Regions from separate parts of the Mus musculus genome. Here region 1 is linked to region 2. A link is a loop called in an ENCODE intact Hi-C map of the cell type or tissue named here. Cell type or tissue: gastrocnemius. All regions are shown on one strand. Links, peaks and the distances in the headings refer to the core of each region. The heading gives the core; the rest is flanking DNA.

Region 1 (8,706 bases), core at 196-8,195, 76 kb before region 2:
GTTGTCTGGAGGAAGCAACACATCCTTAGACGAGGCAGTAACCTGACTTGAGTACACAGGGGTTTTAGCCATCAGATGGGCATACAGGTCTGACAATGGCTTGCTGCCTGATCTTTATCAGGTCACCCTTTGACCCAGGTCCCAAGGGTTCATGTCTGAGTCTGGCAGAGCTGTCTCAACAGAATTCTGGAGACTGATGTAGATCACAGCATGGGGCAGGTATGGGATAAGACAAAGCTTCTCCATACTATAGTAGAGTCTCTGGACTGAGGTGTGCTAAGTGTCGTGGGTTGCATCAGAGTATGGTGTAGATATTGTGTGGTTTCTGGGGCAGGGGCAGGAGTCTAAGTGTCCTTATTTTGGTTGGATTAGGAGGTGATGATTTGGTGGCTCTCTAGAAGGAGGGACACCTGCAGAGTTCTCCAAGGACCAGGGGCTAAATATGATCAGAGTCCAGAGGCCTTATGTGGTGGGTGGGACAAGTTCCATGCACAGGGACCCAACTTGGAGCCTGAGGCTGGACATTCCTAAAGCATAGTTCCTGATGATAATGGTGTGGGGTGAATGCTGTTATTGCAGACCCAGGGCACATGGCATGGGGTGAGTGCTCTTAGTGCAGACCCAGGGTGTTTCTGGCCAGAAGGTACAGAGGCAAAGGCTGCGCAGAGATAAAGGGTTGGCCTTGTGAAACAGAAGATCTTGAAAAGAAAGGCTGCCCCGTTTGGGGAAGTGCTATGGCTGAAGCATAAAGATAGACGCGAAAGCAACTGCTGGACTGGGGTGCACAGCCTGGGGAGGGTGGGTCTGAGGGGACAGTGGTGGAGCTGGAGCTGGAGCTGGTGTGTGTGTGTGTGTGTGTGTGTGTGTGTGTGTGTGTCCCCAAAACGAGTGGAAGGAAGAAGCATGGATGCCAAGCACAAGGATTCTGTTTCACTGCTGTCCTGTTTCTAGATGTTGGAACCACAAGCCAGCGGAGGGACGCTGCGCGGAGAATAGCTAAAAGACAGGACAGCCAGGTAGAAGGGATGGATTGGGATTTCAGAGAGGGCAGAGCTCCTGGTGCTTCATTGAGAGCAACATGGGGAGGAAACCCCGTTTGTGCTTTTGAAGGCAAGCCAACTTGTTAAGCAAGACGACGAACAAACACAGAAAAGAACGAAGGCGGCGCGTGTTCTTGCGCTCAGAAAACAGGGACGCAAGGGGTGTGTTGTGTTCTCAGCCCTGGCCTTAAAAGAGCCCTTCTAGGGAAAGAAGAAAAAGAGAAAGAAAAGGCCCTAAAGCCGCTTTCCACTGAATTGAAGTGGAAGACACAAAGCAAAAGCATGATCAGAGCGTTCCCAGGATGCAATGCAACTTCCTCCCGATGCCAGGGGAAAGACCCCTCTTAACCCTGTCCTCTGCGCGCCTTCCTGGCTTGCTCTGCTAAAAAGCACATGGTTGGAAGATGCATAGGCCAGGTCACCGTGCCCAGCGGGGACTCTGCTATGAATGAGCACCCCCTCCTTGTTCTTGTCTTTGGAGCCTTGCTAGGAAGGAGGAAAACCAGGCCAAAGGCAAGATGAAAGGGCCTGTAATCTCATAAAAGAGTCAGGCGATGCTCTGAAAGGCTGGGAGCTGGCACCTGCCTTTACACTTCAAGGCAGGCAGTGTGAAACTCATTGGGACCAGAGGCCCATAGTCTGCCCTTCCCCTGGTCCCTGGGCCTGGTCAGCCATGTTCAGAGGGAGGCTAGCAAGGAGAATATCCAACCACGAAATCCTCAGGATCCAGAACCTGCTTCACGGAAGCGTCAGAGACTTCAGGCTCCGTCACCCCTGTTCCTGGTCTGACATGCTAGAATTTACTCTTTATCAGCGTCTTTGGTCTTGAGATGACTGTGTAGTGGGAAGACATAGCCAGTGCTGCATGCTAGCCATTCCAGGGGCCTCAGGAAATAAGACCACCAGAATCAAGAACACGGGTCCATTTCCAATGGGATGAATGACGGAGTGTGTCTTATCTGTCACCCTGCACCAGGAGAGAAAAGTTGTCCTGTGGTGAACCCAAGAAATCAAAGGAGCAAAGAAATGAATTGCTTTCTGAATATAATCCCCAAATAATCAGAACAGGACTCTAACGAAATTCCTTATAATCTATTTACTGCTTCCCAAAAATAGACCAGGAAGAGACCTAGGAGGGTATCCAGGATCAAAGACTGTATGCTATTCCTTTGAGCTGAGAAACGTAGAGATGTGAGCAAATCCAAGAGACAGAGGGAAGTGGGAAGGAGCTGAGCTAAAGGCAGTTGTTCGTTCATTCGTTCTCATGGCCCAACCATTCCAGTAGCATTGTTGGCTCTTGCTTTTCTGCCTTATCTCTGAAACACATTTGCACAGGAAGGCATGGCATGGAAAGGAACTAGAAGCTCCCAAGTGCTTTTGGTACCTACTTAGGGACCATCCAGGGCAGGCTCTGATCTGCTTTGGACCTGGGGTCTAATTAGATGGTGTCTTAGTTCACTTTCTGTTGTTATAACAAAACGCCCAAGGCTGGATACTTTACAAAAAAAAGGTTTATTTGCCTCATAGGTTTAGAGTCAGGAGAGCCAGGTTGCTATGCCTGTTGGGCCTCTGGTGAGGGTCCCTCTGTCTGCATCACAACATGGCTGGAGAGGAGAATGGGTAAATGGCTGCATGTAGAAGGGGTCCAGCTGGTGGGGTGGACTCACTTTATAACAACCCGCTTCTGTGAGAACTAATGCATCCTGCAAGGCCTGCATTAATTTTTTTTTTTAAATGAGGATAGAGACCTATAACCTAGTTACTTTGTACCGAACCCCTTAAAGGTTATATTGTCTCAAAACATCATACTGGGGACTAAGGCTTGGCTCTTGGGCCTTTGTGAGTCACATTCAAACCATAGCTGGTAGGGCGATCCCTTAGCCTCAGCATCTGCTATACAGGACTCTGAGGGGCTCAAGGCCACTCAGAGCAGTGGCTCTCAACCTTCCTAACACTGCAACCCTTTAACATAGTTCCCTCATGCTGTGATGACCCCAACCACAAAAGTGTTTCATTGCTACTTCATAACTGTAATTTTGCTACTGTTATAAATCATAATGCAAATATCCGATATGCAAACTATCTGATGTGTGATCTCTGTGGGAAGGTCATTCGACCCCCAGGGAATTTGAGACCCACAGGCTGAGAACCACTGGAAAGTATCCAGGATCATCAGAGCCTCTCAGAGCCAGCAGAGTAAGATGCGAGCTCCAGGATGCTTCTTTCTAGCTGTAGAGAACCAGACAGGACAGATCCAGTCAATATTCAGATTTGGAGGAAGCAAAGAAGGAAGACAGGATACTCCTGTTTGGGAGAGTCTTAAAGGGAGATGCCCCACCCCAGGGCAGCTTGGGATGACTTGATCGCAGAGATGGAAGACCTAGGATGACAAAGCTAAGGGAGGAGGAAGCATTTTCTGGTGGAAGTGTCTGAATTAGCTGTAGGATTTGCTGCCCGAGGAGAAGCCCATTGTTTCAGGAAAGGAACTGCTTGTGAGCTTTAATTAGCTAGAGTTTGGTTAAGTGTGAATGGGTGACAAATGGGGGTGTGTGTGAAGGGACAGAGAGGGAAGAACCCAGCAGCTTGGGACACCCATGTTTTGCTCCCACAAATGGCAGCAGCTGGCAATGAGGCTGAAATGAGGCCAGGGCAGAGTAAGGGTGTGTGTGTGTGTGTGTGTGTGTGTGTGTGTGTGTGTGTGTGTGCTGAAGGCGTGGCTGAGAAATAAGTGACAAGCCCCTGTGCTTTGTGAGCTGAGGACAAATGCCATCTGCTCCAGCTGTCGCTGACTGTCGAGTTCTCTACCAGAGTCACCATTTGTTACTGTGACCTCGGCTTGTGGGACTCGAGTGCTGAGAGTGCTTTTCTGTCCCCTCTGGCTTAGTGTACGGTGCCATCTCCACCCTGCCAACTTGGCAGAGGATTCACTGCCAGGACCAGGCAGCCAGGTGAGAGCTGCAGTACCCACCTCCCACCCCCATCCCCATCCTGCTGGCTGCCTGCCTGCTTTTTGCTACCTCCTTCTCTGAGCACCTCAGTGATGCCAGCGGCTTTACTTGGAATGCACCAACACACAATCCTTTCTCCCAAACTCGAGTAGACTTCAAGGGATAAGAAGTTAGACAGGAGAAAAAGCATCAGTTTGAGTTCTGTTTTAAAAGGCAGGAGAAAATGTTATTCAGCAACTAGTGGACGGAGCATCCAATAGGGCTGGCTCCCTGAGTCAGCGCATGCATTAAGGCTGTAGTTAAAGGACAGACCCCTCATTATAACTGACAGATCACTAGGATCTGGTGCTTGTATGTCCGTCTCTCTACCAACAACTGATGGTGTTACAATATTTTCTTTGTCCTGAAGAAACCAGGGAAGGAGGTAACCGGCTCAGGAAAGAGCCACAAGTGACTAAGATTAAAGCATGTGATATGTAACCTTCCATTTTGGATGCTACCCAGGCTTTTATGTGCATCTCAGAACCCGGTGGGTTTGGTCCGCTGAGGTCCAAAGGCCTGGGACTTCTCTCTCTGCCTGCTCCTGCAGGGAGGACAGCAAAAATGCTGGCGATCATCCTCTGCTTTCTCACACCCAGGCCTCAGAGACAGCTAGGGTTGCCAGGAAGCCTCTGGGGCAGGATACAGGATCATGAACGCTATCCTTCTAGTTTCTGCCAGCCGGGCCATAGGACTATCATTTGTGCCGTGGGAACTGTTAAGAAGTGCTTGGGATAGGTTTTGGAAGAAACAGGTTCAAATCCAAGCCTCTGCTACACGAAGCTGTATGCTGGGGGCTGGTCTGGTGCTGCTATATATTCAAATGTTAAATACTGTCCCCTCAGGCCCCGCCCCACCCCCAAATCTGGTTGTCCCTGACTAGCAGCAGTTCCTCAAGTACATGAAGTAATGCTATGCAAACTTTGCTCCCAAGTGTAAAGCTATTGGTTAAATAAAAGTGGCTACAGACAGTTTTGGGGGAGAATAGAATGTGTGAAGTTTGAGTTGCCGGGCTGCAGGTAGCAGGTGAGGCAAAGTGGAGAGGAGAAGAACAAAGGAGGAAGGAAGAAGGAGGAAAGAAAAAGGGCGGGAACAGGAGGTCTCCATTAGATATGATGAACCAGGAAGGAGTACATGTCTGAGTGAAATGGACTCTGGGGACAGATGGATGGAGCAGACCTAGCCTGGGAGAGAGAAAAGCAGCAGGCATTTGGGGGAGCACAGCTGGAGAAGTAGTTATTAGAAAAATAGACGAGGGGTAATTTCCCCCAGTCATCTGTGCCCAAGCTAAACAAATAAATCACAGTTTGAGTCTCATTCATTTGGGAGCTAACGGGGATGGAAGTAATTAAGTAAGCTACAGGTGTATGTAGTGTTCTTGGCTGCACTGTTCTCCATAATCAAAGCATCTGCCAGTGTATGGTCTATCTACACACACAGTGCCATGCTCTTTGGCAAAAGGAACAAAGCACCGATACATGTAACAACGTGTAGAGACATCAAGAATGCTGTGGCAAGTGAAATAAGCCAGTCACGAAAGACTCTCCATATGGTCTGATTCCATTTCTGTGACATCCAGAATGGACAGGTCTACAAAGGTGGAGAGAGAGAGAGAGAGAGAGAGAGAGAGCGCACATTGGCCTTCAGGAGCTGGGCTGAGGCAGCAAGTATGGAAGGAATCAAGTTATAATGACAGGAGTTTCTTTCTGGAGTGATAAGAACCTTCTAAAATTGGGTAGTGGCCACACAGCTCTGTGTATATTGAAAGTTGCTCATTAGATCATTTTTGATGAATGGAGTGTATGGTATTGATGCCCGAGGAGTCAAGATGTCTGACTCCACACACATGATGTCCACACAGGCACCACCCAAGGCACTCAGTAGAATGCTGAACTGATGGACACACAAACCATCAGGGAGACTGAAGTTCTTACACCAATCCTATAATATGCCCTATGTGTTTTGAGGCAGCTCACTGAACTCTCAACCCCTGCTGTAAACCAACCTTCATCTGTAAAACCAGGATAACATGGAGACATCCTTTGGGAATTGTGCTGGAACTGAAGATCCCATGGAACGCCCAGGACAGAGCTCTGAATAATGACCAATGAGAGCAGTGTGGCTTTCACTGGGGACTGCTTCTCCCTACTGTGTGTGAGAAAGGACTGGGTTTTGAGGAGCCCAGAAGAGGTGCTCTGCATGGCAGACAAGGACAGAAGCTATCAGATCGCAAAGGGGGCTTTGCCAAAGTGGGAAGACAGATGCTTATAGGGTATATAAGTGGTACAAGTGGGGGTGTTCCTAGGGAGATTAGAAGGACTTAGGCAAGAGAGAGCCTATGTCTTTAAAGATCTCCCTGACCCCAGGAGGAAGATATATGGGAGGAAGAAATGAAAAACTCCCAGCCGAGGCAAGATTTATGTGATGGCTTATATTAGAGAGAGACAGTGGAGGGTGTGGGAGGTAAGAATACACCATGTGGGTACCTCCCAGGCTTCTGCCTTGGGTAAGAGGGGACCAGGTGGAAAATCAGGTTGGGGTAAGTGGGACAAGAGAAAGAGGGGGCAGGAGGTGACTGAGTATGATGATATTAAAATTATTTTCAGAAACTCCCAAGTATACAAATCTGTAAACAGTAATGAGTATTCACAAAGTTGCCCCTCCCCCTTTTAATGTTAGTTGCTTTCAACTAAATTTAGACCCTTTGGTTACAGAGCTCAAATTTTAAGCCTCCACAAAGGTAAGTTCTAAGCCCCTTGTTGGCTCAGTGCCACAGATTTCTGGAACCCAGAAGAAGAAGTTTTCAATGATAGAGCAAGTTAGAACCAAGTGAGCCATGGAAGGGAGGAAGCCATACAGGAAACTTGAGACAGCAATTCGTCTTTCAGCCCCACCAGGCCAGGCAAGTTCCCAGCTGCCCACAGGAGTTCAGGGAGGCCTGGGGAGTACACTTGGGGTAGAGCCAAGTGCACTCGGGAACAACCTTCAGTTTTGGAAGGTGTGAGCCAGGCTTCAGAGCAGAGTGCTCTTAACAATTAATTCTGGAGCCTCAGTCTCTGATTCCTGGGTGCAGTGAGGGTGCGGGGTGGGGGTGGGTAAACATTCATTGCAGCAGCGTCAGGCCAAACTGAAAGGAAGTCAACAGGAGCCAGGGCTTCCCTCTCAAGCAGCTCTTCCGGTTTATGCGTTTATGCGGAAGTGTTTCCTCAGGTTTCCCTGCCCCCTTTGTGTTCGTCCCCAGCTGCTTGCTTTGTGTCCTCCTGGCTGGGAAATGTCTCTCAAAGGCTGAGTGTTAGTCTTTGTGACCAGTCTGTGAAGCTGTTGGGAGGCGGTGCAGTCTTTAGGAGGTGGGAGGCTGGTTGGAAGAAGTTAGTTCACTGACACCGTTCCCCCTCTGAGAGGTGATTAGCTCTCTTCCACCACATTCCTCAGCAGGATACCCACCCAGCCCTTCCATGGCGCATAAACATCTGACCCCAGGGACCATGGCCTGGAACCAAGGAATTCAGAAGCCAAACGTTTTTTTGTCTTTTAAAGTCGATTTCCTCAGGCATTTTGTCACAGCGACAGAAAGCTGACTAGCACACACACAGAACTTGTGGGCCTCTGAACTGATTTACAACCATAGGCCAGGCAAGGATATGGACAGCTCTTCCATCTTCTGCTGTCTGTCCTTCAGTCCTATTATGACATCCAAGGCAAAACCTTAAACCATCTGGGGATCATACAGAAATGCACCAGGAGGCATTAAAATCAGGTTGGCTGAGATAAACAAATCAAAATGACCTGCCCATGTTTGGAATGCTGTCCCAGGCTTGGAGCTGGGCTCTCCCCTGCCTAAGTGGCCACCACTATCCCTTCTGATACAGTACGTATGACCCACACTGTGGAGATCTCCAATCTTGTTCAGTCTTCAGGGCATACCATGGGGCATGCCTCTGATTTCTAGCTGAGAGGGCCCACTCTGACTACAGAGAGCTGAGAGCATCCAAACAAAGCAGTGGGAGAGCCCTGATCTAATGCTGGCTGGTCGACTTCTATAGAGATCTGCCTGCTTAACTTTTTCAAGGGGTGTGTCTCTCTATCTGCTACCTGCCCATTAGTCGTATAGTGGTCTCATTTGAGTTATCAGGCTGGTGTCATAGTATTTCACCATTGGTATACATGGTTTGAAATTATCCACAATTTCAAGTGCACAAGGGATCTCGGAACTTGTCCTGGCAGGTAAAGGGGAACTATGGTAGCTTGAGTGGTTTTTAGCTCTATCATCTCTCTCCTGTCTGGGACTATGACGACAGGATTGTCACACCTTCTGTGATGGCCCCACAGGTCCCCAAGGCTCTGTGTAAGTCTCTGCAGTCTGTCTTCTTAGGTTCTAGCCTTTCTATATGCATTTTGAAGGGCGTGGTCGTTTTTGTCTGGCCCCTCTGTTTGGGTGATGAGCTCAGCTGGTGAAGTTTGTTTGTTTTATTTTTTCAGTTCTAAAATGTCCTCAGGAATTTTTCTATTATCCATACATTCGATGAGATTTTGCATCTGCTCACATCTGGGATGTATGTTTATAATTTCTCACTGAAGTGTTTTTATAATGGCCACTTCGTAACCACTGTCAGTTCTTACTCTTCTGTTATTCTAATGTTGCCTTTCTTGTCTCTTCATAACTCACTGTGGGATATTCC
Region 2 (8,706 bases), core at 395-8,394:
AAACTCCCCAAATGCAGTTGTCTTCCTGTTGCCTCACATGGAAACCATGCCACATGGGAGAAGGCTGGTGCTGAGAACAGTGCGTGAGGACATAAGACTGTGGGCAGCGGGGAGCTGAGCGTGAGAACTGCAGCTCAGGAAAGCCGGAAGAACATGGATGCTGTGCGTGGGAGGCCTAGCTGACTTCATGGACTTGCTTGAACCTCTCAGTCTCTGGTTTCCTGACTACATTTCCCAGCCTCCCTTGCAGTCAGATATGACTTTGTAACTGCTTTCTGGCCAGTGATATCCAAATAGAGTGATGTGGTCAATTCTAACTGACTTGACTAATAATTGAAATTTGGTTCTCATAGTTTCCCCATCCACCACCAAACTGTGAGAGCTCTGTAAACCAGAGGGAGGCAGGGCTACAAGAAAGATGGTGCTGTCTCCCGAATAACTGTGGGCTGAAAGTTAAACACACCAGATTGGTGGTATAAGCAAGAAACAATGTCTTAATGTGTTGAGTCATTTTATCTTTTGGGTCACCACAGTTATTAACCCAATGTTGTATCATCTCTAAGTAACTGAGTAGCTTTGGAGAAGTTTCTTAGCCTCTCAACTTGGATTTTTCTCACTTGGAGAGTGAGAGTTACTAGGCCTTCATACCAACAATTGAATCAATGTTTATAAAGCTCCCACATCCAAGGCTGCATGGTGACTTAACACGAGCCCTGCTTTTCAGTTCTGCTTTTCATGGTCTCTTCCTCCACACATAAATAATATTAGTAAATAATTTTTCACTGATGAAATAAGTAATAAACATAAATTCTGTGTTATAATTGCATCGTAACATAGATAGATACAATCCAGGTTGATATAATTATGATGCTTAGTCCTGTTTTTTTGATACTTGATTTTAGATTTGTTCTTGTATTCTTTGCTTTCTTCCTGATTCTATAAGAAACAAAATTAAATGTTCTTTGGGGGTTTGAAAATATCACAGGCCACAGGCATGGTGTTGCTGTGCTGAACAGAGGAGTTGGCTACCTTCTAGAATGCCCAGCCTAGAATGTGTATAATCTATACAACTAAAATGGGCATTTATAAATATAGTAATGGGAGCTATGAAGCATGAGACAGCATTGATGGCTGGAAAGCTGCCTTTGCATCCTGCATTTCCTGTAACTCTCATCCCTGACTTGAGATGGCTGTGCCTGTAGTTTATGATGAGAAAGTGGAGGATGAAGGCCGTGCTTGAATGGTACGTGCAAAAAGAGCCCAGCGATCACCAGGCACTCTCCTTCTTAGCTACCCTTAGTTTTTCAGGCCTATAATGAGGCAGGGCCTCTATTTAAAACCTGCTTTAATGACTGACAAAATCAACTGTTGCTGAGGATGAGTGCTGAAAGCAAGAACCGAAGCCACATCTCCTGGTGCCCTAGATGCTCGCTTGGCCACCTGCCTCTTCCATCTCTCAGGAGCTGTGACACAGAACTGATAGATGGCAGTCTGGAAGAGAGTGGCAGACACACCGACACCTCCTTTAACAGAATAGAGAAGAACCTGCTTAGGGCTGAAACCAAACACCTTGTGCCAGATTAAAGCATGCTTCTCGTTCTCTATCCAAATGTACTCTTCAGAAGGTCTAATTATAGTGACTTCTATTTTCTTGTAAATAATCACATCTGTCATAACTGATTTAACTAATCCAAGACTCCAAGTTGGCAATCTTGGCGGCCTGAGCCAATGTGTCAATTATGCCAACGAGGCTGTGAGCAAAAGTTGCATGGAATGGGAGAGAAAGAGGAAAAAGAAATCAGTCACAGTCATATAGATGGTGGGGACCAATATGTGCTTTTTCACAGCCATAATATCAACACAAACTCCTAAACCTGGCCAATGCATGTCAATCCCTTGACAACCTGACTTAGTACAACAGATGCAGCCAGCCAGTTCCCAGAAAATGAAAACAATCTTTTGAGTAGAGAGCCAACCCTAAAGACTGGCTTCTTTGATATCTTTTTATTCTAAGTAGATACTGCAAGGAACTTGTTAAGGCTCTTCACGATTCTTTTCAGGAAGATGGGGAAATAGGGGGCTTTTGTGATTTATTGCCTCCAGGGACTTTGAGACTCTCTTTGGAGCATTGCTGCTCACTCAACAAAGACTGGTAGCTACCGCTGGACCAGGATCCATGCTTTTGATCCAGCTTATCCTTATGATGTTGTGGCTGAGCAAATAGGTTATCCTTCCTGAATTTCTCAGCTTCTCATTTCTAGATGGTGCTGAGAAGCCTATGTGCAGAATCTGTGGGGCTTAAATGATGCAAAACCTGGACATGACAGCCCAGTGCAGTGGTGTGATAATTTATATATGCTCCGCCAGGCAGCGGCACTATTAGAAGGTGTGGCCCTGTTGGAATAGGTGTGGCCTTGTTGGAGTAGGCGTGGCTCTGAGGGCTTTAAGACCCTCACCCTAGCTGCCTGGAAGCCAGTATTCTCCTGCCAGCCTTCAGATGAAGATGTAGAACTCTCAGCTCAGCCTGTACCATGCCTACCTGGATGTTGCCATGTTCCTGCCTTGATCATACTGGACTGAAACCTCTGAACCTGTAAGCCAGCCTCAACTAAATGTTGTTCTTATAAGAGTTGCCTTGGTCATGCATGGTGTCTGTTCACAGCAGTAAAACCCTAAGACAAGTGGGTAAGCCTTAAACAAACACCTAGTCATCATTACCAGGTTATTAAATGCCGAGTCTGTCAGTCCCTGAGGATGGCTTCTTTCTACAGTCCGGTTTCTCTACATGCTTCACTCAGTTACAGTGTACATCAGGGAGTGAAAAAGACATATACCTAGAGAACCCTTCCAGGGGACCCCAAAGTCCTCTTGTCCTTGAATTGGATGGACAGTCGTAAGAGAGTATCTCCCAGGAAAGAAGGCAAGGCAAGGAAAGCGGCTGATCCCCAGTGCAGACCTCACAGGAAATGGATACCTGCTCTGCGTTACCTGAGCCTGGCCATTGCTACAGACTTCCTTGGGTCTGGCCACTGTCTGCGATCAGACGTGTCAAGAAGGCAGATGCTTAAGCCAGTAGCCCAGGCTTCCAGGCTGGTTCAGCTACTTATCTGTGGCATGCATTTGGACTAATTACATCAGCTTGGTTCCCTCTGCTCTACAATGAGGGAAAGAACCAGAGCTTGTCTCTTAAGGTGGTGGTCAAGGGTAACCGATTGTCAGATGCAGGCATTTTACAACAGGGCCAGGTTCCCGGGAAGCAGGGCTTGCTTGCACAACAGGATGCATTAATGCTGATGTTGTGATCGTACTGTAGGCCAGTGGTCTCCCTTCCCTCACCCTGGATTTGCTAGTGTAACCTTTGACGTGTTAGCAACGATGCCCCACAGTACATCCTTCACTAGGACAGAAGTTCTATTATTGTCAATGTAGAAGTCTGACATGCCATAAAAGCCGTGCTAAGAGTCCCGCCATTTACGTACGAAGCTTCCAGAGGGGCTCAGTCACCTTCTTCATAGGAAGTCGACATCCAGAGCAAAGACATGGAAGAAGAGCACTCTGGACAGAGACACAGACAGGGGAGCTATGTCCCAGCTCCGTGCTCTGATCCTATTTTGTGGTCACTGACAAGTTGTTTTTCTCTCTTTGGTATTAATATTCTCAGTGGTAAAACAAAGGAGGATTTCGGCTACACATCTCAGTCCATTCATGTTTTAAAAAAAAGATCAAATGGCCGCAGCTACCGGAGCTGCCATGGATGAGGTCTTTGGCTTTGTGGCACTGTGTCACCCAGCCTTAGTGTCCTCTGGAACTCAGCTATTCTGGTACATCCACCGTTGCCTTTGTTTCCTCTGTCTTCTCAAGCACACAGTTGCCATATGGCCTTGGTCCCAACTGTCCCCTTCTCTGGACTCCTCTTTTCCCAAATAGCCCCAATAGCACATTCCCTCACCCCCTTCAATTCTCTCGCTGCCCCGTTAACAACTGCCCCTTTCTAGCAGAGCCTCTCATTTACTACTTAGCATGAGCATTGCCTTTTCTGTCTCTCCCCAGGTCAAAAATGTAAGTTCAAAGAGAAGAAAAAAGTCTTCATTTTCTTCCTCCTCAAAGCCCAAGGAGAACATCTGGTACAGAACAGGTTAGAAACAAATATTTGGAGACTCAATGTATGGATGAACAAGACGCATCATATATATATAAGGTGCATGGTGGCCAAGTTCTCAGCAGCCTTCCTAAATGTGAGAGGCCAGAATAGTTACTCTCCTGTCTTCTTTCTATACCGAAACATCTTTAACCAGCACCCAGGGCCCATCCTGTTACCATGAACCCTACTTTTCCTCTAGGGGATGTGGCCCCGAATGAGTGATCTGGTAAGGACCCTCTCCCTCTTTTGCCTTGCTGTGGTTGGTCTCCCGTAGAGATTTCTTGGCCTGGCTTCAGCCCTCAGAGAGCAGCAATGGCTTGCTCTGTGCAAGACTCTGCCTGGAAGATTCCAAGTTCCCTTGCTGGGCTCTTACATTGGAGGTCACCAGGGCAGGGCATGTCAGAGTAGCCAGTTGTCTAGTGGACTTGGGTCATGGTCTCAAGTTTGCCTTGCTCAGCAACACTGTGTGTATTTTGATCTTCAGCTGTCTGTCTGGCTCTCCACTCTGCCTACGTGGTTCTGAAGCTGCTCAGTTAGTGGAGTTGTACCATTTGCTGAGCCCCAAACACCAACACCAAATACTCCCAGCTTTAAAAAGAAAACCATCCTCCACCTTGTTCCAGACTGTCCACAATCCCGGCCATGCTCCTTTGACACGTTATTTTTGTGGGTGTTCCACTTCACCCACAATAACTGAAGCTGAACGAGTCTGTGCTGGGGTCTGTACTCTTAGGGGAGGGGAGTGGTCAGTGCTTCGCTTTGCTAGCCATGGCTTATCTTCATGCTCAGCAGCCCATGGCTTACCCTTATGCTCAACTGGCCTGGATTTCCACAGCCCCAGGAGAAAGACCTTTGGGCACATCTGTGGGGCGTTTCTAGATCGTGTTAACTGAAGTGGGAAGAACCATGTTAAATGTGGGTAGCACTTTCCCCCATGGCCAGGGCTCTAGGCTCAGTAACAAGGAGAAAGTGAGCTGAGCTCCAGTATTCACGTCTCTTTGCTTCCTGACTGCAAAGGCAAAGTGACCAGCTGTCCCAGGCTCCCGCTGCCACAGCTGACAGCCGCTTCTGATGCTATGCCTTCTATGCCTAAAATAACCGTCATCCCTGACATCGCTTCCTCTGGGTATTTTATTACAGCATTACAAGTAAAGTAACTCATAGGCTGCTGTTAAAAGACGTGTTTTATGTCCGTCATCCACTGCGGCCCTGCCTGCATCTGTATCCACAGAGCCCCTACCACCATGTCTCAGTCACTAGATTTCATTCATCCTTCCTGTCTGTTGAGACATCATTGCTTCCAACTTCAGGTCATCTCTGGCCACAAAGAAGTGACAGTGACCTCGGACTGGATGCTTATAAGCAGTGGGCTACAGGTCAAGCATTTTCTGTGTTGTTACATTTAGTGATCCAAGCAAGCCAGTAGGGAGGCAGGGTTACAGTTTCCTACAGCTTTACAGTCAGGTCATTGGGGGATTGTAAAGTGCCTTCATTTGTCACATTAGGTCATAAGTACCAGTGAGCATTCTGAGGCCTACAAGCTGGAGAACACCAGTAGGTAGCGCTTAAGGGCATACAAGCTACAAATGAAAAACCGCGAACAGAATGGCAGTCAATCCAGAGAATCCAAGCTCCCAAACTGGTCCCCCAGCCCAGCTGATGTCATCGGGATCCATCTGCAGTTTTCCTGCGACCCTTTTGTCCAAGGGACAGATGACTAGCCTCCTCAGGTACCCTGATTTAAAAGGCAGGGATGCCTGGTTCATTGCTTCTACCCCCGTCATTCAGCAGCTCAGAAAACATTTTTTAAAAATGAAGTAAAGCTGGCTCTTCCTGATTTTGGCAAGCCCGTGCTGGATTCGCCTAACCTCTTCTTTATCCCTTCAGTTCTCCAACACAGCGTTAGAAATGGTCTGGAAACACGAGGACTGAGGCTCCAGAGGCTGACTCTGGTAAAGGGTTCCAACTAGGTCAGGACTGTGGTACATGCCCACCTACCCTATTCAGCAAGTAGGACTGGGGGTGAGGAAGAGGTACTCCTCGTGGAGCGGGGTGAGAAGGCATCAGAGGGCCCGACTGGTGAGAGGGACGCTGCCGAGGCCTGTGTATTCCCTTTCCCGTCCTAGAATTTTGGAGCTTTAGGGCTGCAAGCAGTTGAATTAGGGAACCCTAAGTTCCTTCTGAGCCATTCAGTGCCAGCAAGTCAGCCTGCTGCATGGAAATGAGTGGCCTCTGTTTACTAAGTGCTTACCACTTGCTAAGCACTGTGCATAGCATTGGACTTGCATAACCTCTCAAAGATGTCTAAAAATACCTTTTTAGCAAAGAAAGACGAGCCCGCGGTCGGTCGAAAGGTTTATAACAAAACACACCCGTTTATAACCTACCCACTTCCATCACGTTCCCCCAAAGGCCATTTTTTTCTAACCCCCTTTGCTACTATTTTTAGTGTATGACTTGTTTAAGTACAGAACACTTTAATATGCAGATAGACTAGATAGCAACTATACAACATTGACCCTTGCTTACAGATGATAAAGTGGCCACATAAATGTGGCCAGGATGGGTGGTGGGGTAGGGGTGGAGATGAAAGGGGTTGTGTGGGAGAGGGCAGTTATTAGACTCACATCTACCTCTCTCCATAAATTCTGGGACACAAACATGCCTGCCAGAAGGTACAGGGCCTCTGTTGTCTGAAAGCACTCAGGGTGGATGTAACTAACTGTGCCAAAGTGACATGCAGGTATGCTTCCTTTTCATGGGGGACCTTCTTGTAGAGACTTCTTGCAAGCATGGCAAATTTGGTTGCTGTTTCAGTCCAAATGTGGCATGACTTCAGGACCTCCAAGTGTCCTGTCTCTCATTTGAGGAGGTAGGATTAATGGCATTCATTACCATCTCATCTCAGAGACACAAAACATCCCAGTTCCTTCCAGATCTAGCTTTTAAAGGACATGGCTTCCTTTGGCTCTGTGGTTACTGTTAAGATGTGTATGCATTGTTAGAAGAATCAACCCAGGAAAGCTGGGTGCAGATCTTTCTGAGGGCATTCACTCACTGGCTTGGTGATCGGCACAGTGTCCCCCTTCTCTGTGACTGGCTCCTCAGATGTCACCCTGACTCATGAGTTAGCAGATAGCCTGTGGATCCTGCTGAATAGTGAGGGCACCCTCTAGAACTCAGCTTCCTAACCTATAGGGTAGAGTAGCGATGTAACTGAACAAAAACAAATCGGCAACAGTAAAAGGTTTCTGAAGATGTGTGATAGCCAGAGGTGAACTAGAAATCAGATGTGTACCGAATACCAGCTGTTTATGGCTACACTCGCCATGTTTCGTCTTATGATGGCACTGAGTCCTTGGTTGTGAACATACAACATACATGCTTTGCTTTGCATGTGTGGGCTACTGCACACACTACAAACACCCAGCTTAATTAGTGATTTTGTATATTATGATTAATACATGTTATGAATTCTAGTGTCTTTCATTATCCATGCAAAAATCCAGATCTCACGGAAACAAAATGGTGTAATTACAGAGGACAAAGACTTTTAATATTTGCCTACCAGCGTTGCTCAGCACATAAGTATCAAATGACTATACCTTTGAATTGTGCTAGGTTAGGATGTTGGATTTTAAAAGTTACTATCTGAGTGGGTGACAGGTTTCATATAAAACTGTTAACTGAAGTTTCACTTGGGGTTAAGATAGGATTCCCTACAGCTTCTGAAATGGCCCTAAACATCTGTCTGCCTCTTAGTCTTGTGTATTTACTATATCTGAAAAATGTTGAAGATGCTGTGTGACTTAAGAAATCAAACTCTCAGCCAAGGTTTAAATCTTTATAGTTATGAAAGAATAAACTAATACACCTGTCTCATCACTGTGTGATTTGTTTTCATGCAAAATATGATGTAAATAAATATATATACTAAAGAATTATAGTAAGAGGCATTTCTTCATGATTTATTCAGCAACTTCTATTTGTGTATCTATTTTTATATACCTATATATTGGGCATTATAGAAAGACCTCTTGGTGAAAGGGGTTGTGATTGTACTATTACTGTTGGTGCTGCCGTCTCTCACCCTGACCTTTCTTATCTTCAGATATAGCTGTGTGGCCCTCACATGAAAGAAGAGTTGGGCAAAAATAGACCAGTAGTGTCTTACAAGTATTTAAAATTGGAATTATAAGCCCCATTATATGATGAGTAAATGAACTGGAAAAAGGTAAGGGACCTGTCTGGAGGGTCAGGGTGGCTGATGCAAGAAATCAGTCGATGCTGCCATTAACCTTGGACCCTACATATATCATTATCGCTGTGATCTTAACCCTCACTGTGGCCATCCCATGTCCCCTCCATGGATCCTTGGCCCCACAAGCAGGAGCCTTAAGCCCTTCACTTCAAGGGCAAGGTCACCACTAAATGTCTCACACATCAATATTTTGTTCTCTCTACCTATAACCCCTGATTGTAATGCTTCTGCTTTCCTTCGCATGCAGTGTAGAATTCTGAATGAATGTTAAAAAAAAAAGGATTCCCTCAATCAACAGATATAT

What was found. Peaks named below come from ENCODE experiments on the same cell type or tissue, not always from the same donor. Only the 100,000 strongest peaks of a DNase experiment are listed, where the experiment ranks them.
Region 1: a loop joins it to region 2, with 1.9 times the contacts of the local background. A loop is called at or near these places in 2 of 42 quality-filtered maps.

Annotation. Positions count from the first base shown.
Region 1 is chr15:57,791,692-57,800,397 of GRCm38, reverse strand. The region is part of intron 2 of Zhx2 (zinc fingers and homeoboxes 2); the gene reads right to left. Among named protein-coding and RNA genes, the nearest start is that of Derl1, 96 kb to the left of the region's middle. In gastrocnemius, for the core only: no CTCF peak of the experiment used is centred there; DNase peaks (open chromatin) are centred at 3,983, 4,634 and 6,949; H3K4me3 peaks cover 790 bases; H3K27ac peaks cover 1,972 bases.
Region 2 is chr15:57,715,392-57,724,097 of GRCm38, reverse strand. All of the region lies in intron 1 of Zhx2 (zinc fingers and homeoboxes 2), which reads right to left. Among named protein-coding and RNA genes, the nearest start is that of Zhx2, 25 kb to the right of the region's middle. In gastrocnemius, for the core only: no CTCF peak of the experiment used is centred there; DNase peaks (open chromatin) are centred at 4,979 and 5,109; H3K4me3 peaks cover 2,229 bases; H3K27ac peaks cover 8,000 bases.